Regions from separate parts of the Homo sapiens genome. Here region 1 is linked to region 2. Evidence: read pairs that join two places in POLR2A ChIA-PET (ENCODE). Cell type or tissue: PC-9. All regions are shown on one strand.

Evidence for each region. ChIA-PET counts read pairs that join two places held together with the same protein. Peaks named below come from ENCODE experiments on the same cell type or tissue, not always from the same donor. Only the 100,000 strongest peaks of a DNase experiment are listed, where the experiment ranks them.
Region 1: POLR2A ChIA-PET joins it to region 2 with 31 read pairs; 3 of 35 experiments call an interaction of 5 or more read pairs at or near these places.

What each region holds. Positions count from the first base shown.
Region 1 is chr1:145,279,953-145,282,452 of GRCh38, reverse strand. RNVU1-14 (RNA, variant U1 small nuclear 14) reads right to left here and starts at 1,337; the gene lies at 1,174-1,337. It also overlaps the pseudogene LOC101060170. RefSeq lists silencers at 621-960, 1,128-1,417 and an enhancer at 862-1,586. In PC-9, no CTCF peak of the experiment used is centred here; DNase peaks (open chromatin) are centred at 751, 982 and 1,252; H3K4me3 peaks cover 1,501 bases; H3K27ac peaks cover 1,574 bases.
Region 2 is chr1:146,036,931-146,039,430 of GRCh38, reverse strand. TRG-TCC2-1 (tRNA-Gly (anticodon TCC) 2-1) reads right to left here and starts at 2,370; the gene lies at 2,299-2,370. TRH-GTG1-1 (tRNA-His (anticodon GTG) 1-1) reads right to left here and starts at 1,387; the gene lies at 1,316-1,387. It overlaps TRK-CTT2-1 (tRNA-Lys (anticodon CTT) 2-1), which reads right to left and starts at 30; the gene lies at 1-30. RefSeq lists silencers at 1-49, 1,270-1,469, 2,210-2,399 and enhancers at 260-369, 1-564, 1,920-1,969. In PC-9, no CTCF peak of the experiment used is centred here; DNase peaks (open chromatin) are centred at 120, 1,240, 1,940 and 2,350; H3K4me3 peaks cover 2,500 bases; H3K27ac peaks cover 2,369 bases.

The sequences.
Region 1 (2,500 bases), 760 kb after region 2:
CACCCGCTGGAGAAAGTGTGGAGGGAAGCGAGGGCTGCACCTGCACGCAGGAGCTGAGGCAAGCGGCGGTTCCCAGCTCTCAGTGCAAAAGACATTTGTCATCTGAGAGGCTGGACTCAGTTATTATAATTTTCAATTTTGTCAATAAAAACCGAATGGAAATTTGTTTTCTTACTTGTAGAAACCTCCTCACAAGACCTCCCATCTTACATTCCAGGGAGACTTAGCAGGGTATTCCGCCAAGACATAGGTTAGACTGCGGTTCTGAACTGCAGACCTCGATGCCCTGCGCCGGGGCACCAGGGCATGGGCAAAGCCCTCCCCCTACACAAAGCAAGGGTGTTATGCCTACAACCGAACGGGGACACTAAGAGCCCCCAACATGCACGGTTTTCATTCCAAAGAAAACCACCAGTTCTGAGTACAACTTCCACCTGGCTCTATTAACTGAGTACACGTTTCCCCAGCACAGAAATCCTACAAACTCCCGTGAATGCTGTGGTGAAAAGCAGGAGCTGCCAGGGCAAGATGGATCGCACCTGTAATCCCAGCACTTCAGAAGGCTGGGCGGACCACTTGAGCCCAGGAGTTGGAGCCCAGCCTGAGCAGAATGGTGAAACCGCTACGAAAAAAGAAAAAGAAAGAGAAAGAAAAGAAAAGAAAAAAAAAAAAAGAGAAAAAACTAGCCGGGTGTGGTGGCGTGCGGTTGTCCTACTCGGGAGCCTGAGATGGGAAGATCGCGCCACTTCTCCAGCCTGGACGGTACAGCGAGACTTGTCTTAGGGAGGGGGGGAAAAAACAACAACAAAAAAACAGAGGCTAAGAGGTAACTCCGAGGATGACAGAAAACACCAGAGTTTTTAAGAGATGTTAGAAGCCCTGGGAGCACTGAACAAACCAGAAAGCTCCCGACCCTTGATCCCTGAGCTCCACCTAGCAAGTACCGCGGCAGCTAACCTGGGAGAACAACCCAACCAACAGAGACTGAAATTCGCCTCCCAAGAGAGCAAGTGGATAGTTCTAAGCTGTCCCCAAACATGGCCTCACAAAGGAAAACTAACCGTTGCGAACGGAAACAACTGACCGGACAGAACACAGCCACAAAACACGAGCCCGCACCCTGAATTACAAAAACACTTACGGCTCACCTACTATTCGCACCACAGAAGCACCAAGAGAAAGCGCGAACGTAGTTCCCTACTATCACAAATTATGCACTCGAGTTTCCCACACTTGGGGAAATCGCAGGGGTCAGCACATCCGGAACGCAATGGATAAGCTTCGCCCTGAGAAAAACCACCTTCGTGATCATGGTATCTCCCCTTCCAGGTAAGTATGAGCTTTTGCACCTCCGCCCCGCCACAGCCTCACACGCTTCACCCTTTACACGCACGGTCACTTGCCCCGCGAACGCCCCCCCCCCCACCCCACCCCCCCACCGCCCACAGCCCTCCTAGCCCTGACACACAGCTGGGACTCTCAGGTCCGACCAGCGGTCCTGAACCCGCTCCCACGGCACGGGAACTCCTTAGTGGCGAAGCAGCAGCCCCTGCGCTGCCTCATCTACATAGAAATCGCCCTATCCGTGATGTCACCGACAGCGCCTTTCCCAGTCCCCGTCTGCTCTTCCGCCCCACCCTCCGCCGACTCAGCCGATCAACCCGCTGCCGGAGCTGGCGGAGGAAGTGACGTCTGTCTCTTTCTCCTTTTCCTCCTGCCATTGTCCTTTGGGGAGGTGTGCAGAGATCCCGCGTCTGGTCTCCCCCTAAGACTGTGGTACTTGATCTGTGTCCTGCAGAGAACCCTTCTGGCGGCCAACAGGAAGCTTGTGCACCCTTCTTCAGATAATGTCTTTTAATGCGCAGACTTGAACGTTTAGGATTACAAGGAAAACCGGTTCCTTTCAAACCTGTTTATCTTTGTGATGTAGCATTCCGTTTCAAGTTGAAAGCCGTTCAATGTCAGAGAGAAAACATATCTATGAAACCAGAGAGGCTGCTCAGATGGGTTGCAAACTAGCCATCCTTACTGGTTTTACCACTAGAAGTGTTACAAAGACAGTTGTCCAATTTTATGAATCTTGAAGGGTTTTTTGTTGTTGTTGTTGTTATTTCAAATACAGTGTAATACAAAAATATGTGGCCCCCGCAGAGACGATTGGACACTCTCAGGCATGGTGATGGAGTTTGTCATCTCTTCCACGGCCATCTCAGAACCTTAGTGCTTACCTCATGTTAGTATTTTATATTCTCCAAAGACACAAAGATAATCCCAATTTGACAAAACAAACAAAAAAACATCTAGGGCATGTCTTATTTGAGGCGCTTAACAAATGACTGGATCATCTCCCTTGTATATAACCCAGAAAACACTGTGAAGTAGAGCAAAATTGGAAAGCCCAAGTCAAAGACCATTTGCAAATTTCAAGTAGATTCCAGTCTGTTGCTCAAATCACAAAACATGAAATGGAGGGGTCTCCCTTGGAGACCATAAAGTCTGT
Region 2 (2,500 bases):
CTCATGCTCTACCGACTGAGCTAGCCGGGCACTGATTACTGGCGTCTTCTTATATGGAATCATTTTCCACTGACGGAGCGGTTGTATGATCTAATTGCATATTATTGCGTGTGAAAGAAGTTTCAGGACCTAGGACTGGTGGACACGGCAGTAGCCTTTTCATAATAGCTTTTTGCCATGAAGGAATTCGGGGTTTAGAGAGCGATGGGGGCTGCAGAGAGCCAGGAAGTCTCGCGGAGGACTCGGGAATCACGAGTCCTGCCTGAAACCTTAGTGTTTTCCGCACATTCCTTCCACTGAGGGAACCTCCTCACCCACTTCAGAGGAGGGTGCGAAAGAGCCCAAGGAAACTCAGATGAGAGGCGCAAAGACCTCTCTGCAAAGCATTTTAATTCTCCATCCTGGAAGAGGCACTGAGTTCCAGAGTCACAAGGGAAGGGTTCTCTCCTCTGCTCAAGTGAAGGCCAAAAGAACAACCGTGGTCCCAGCTCCGTGGGCCTCCATATCGCTCTAAAGCTTCCCGCCTGGGCTGCTTAGCACCTTGGTGGGCGAGCCGCAGTGTGAGCCAACTGGAACTATTGTTGTTTGAGACAGGGTCCCGCTCTGTCGCCCAGGCTGGAGTGCAGTGGCGCGATCATAGTTCATTGCAGCCTCTACTTCCCGGGCTCAAGCGATGCTCCCACTTCACCCTCCCTAAGTAGCTGGGACCAAAAGCGCCCGCCACCATCTTAAAAATTCTTTTTCTGGCCGGGGGCGATGGCTCAAGCCTGTAATCCCAGCACTTTGGGAGGCCGAGGCGGGTGGATCACGAGGTCAGGGGTTCGAGACCAGCCTGACCAACATAGTGAAACCTCGTCTCTACTAAAGATACAAAAATTAGCTGGGCGTGGTGGCGGGCGCCTGTAATCCCAGCTACTCAGGAGGCTGAGGCAGGAGAATTGCTTGAACCCGGGAGGCGGGGGTTGCAGTGAGCCGAGATCGCGCCACTGCACTCCAGCCTGGGCGACAGAGCAAGACTCTGTCTCAAAAAAAAAAAAAAAAAAAAAATTCTGACATTGTGGGGAGGCGTCTCAAGCTGGTCGCGAACTCCTGGGCTCCAGGGATTCTCCCGCCTCCGAGACTTCCCAAAGCTGCTGGGATTACGTAATGGCGCGAGCCACCACGTCGGCCTGGAGCTATTGTTATTCACCGAATCTGTGGACTGCACTTCCGCGGGGATGCCTTAAGCGAAGGCAGAATTACAAGCATGTGTCACTCTTTTAAAAGTGTTAATTAAAAAAAAAAAAAACCGCCACCCCAGCAAGTTAGAACCACCTGCCGTGACTCGGATTCGAACCGAGGTTGCTGCGGCCACAACGCAGAGTACTAACCACTATACGATCACGGCGAGCCACTAACCAGGCGGCGCGCTACAGCTGGATTTAATGCCTCTTGAAATAGGAATGGCTATTTCGTGCTACTTTTATTTGGCCAGTCCCTGACGTCCGCATCAATCAATTCCAAACTTTTTCACTCTGCAACCTTGAAGCTCCGACACCTGAATCAGTTTCTTAGACTCTAAATCCCTCGATGCCAGCGATAGCACCACCCGCTCCGCTGGGCGGCGGCGGGCCAAGGTCCTGACTAGAGGGCAGAAAGCGTCAGCTGCAACCCGGGACCACGCCGCCTCTCGCCTCTCTCCTCTCACCTCTCTGCCTCCATTTCCCTCTTCCCCCTCCAAGGAATCAAGCTGCTTCGCCCAGGGATGAGAGGGGCAGCCTCGAAGGATTTTTCAAATTACATCTGCAGCCTGTACCACGGAATTGAGGTTTCTCTTCCCAGAATGGTGGAACCGGAAGAAAAACGGAGCTAGTGAGCTGGGGAGGGGATGAGAGCCCCGTCTTAATTTCTTGCTTCCCTCACAGGTACAAGAAGCGCTGTGTACTCTCTGGCATTGTGGGAGCTTGTGCTGACTTCCTCATCTTGACTCATAAATATATCAGAGCCACCTCTGCCGATTCAGAAAAACAAATCCAACCAGCCTCTATTTCAGACACTTCCTTAGACCCCTAGGAGAGTTATTGTTAACTTCCCTAGACCCCTAGGAGAGTTATTGTTTGGACGCCAGCGGCCGAACCCATCAGACGGGCTAGGCGCGCACGTGCAGTTACCAAAATACAGATGTTTACTGTGGGAGGGACAGACCATACTGGTGCAGACCTAGGACACAAAAGTGGTCAAAACTCTTTTCCTGTGTTCCCTACTTTGCTCGGTTTCCAGGCCTACTCAGTCTAAAAAGCTGAAGAGAAAAACTGACACTGCGTTGGCCGGGAATCGAACCCGGGTCAACTGCTTGGAAGGCAGCTATGCTCACCACTATACCACCAACGCATCTGAAATACGCTTGATTCCTTTAGAGTATCAGAACTAAATAATCAGGTTTGTCTTCCCGTTTATTTCTAGGCTAAGCAATTTAGACTGCAGGAAAAACCTACAAGAGGAAAATTAAAAGGAAGCTCTC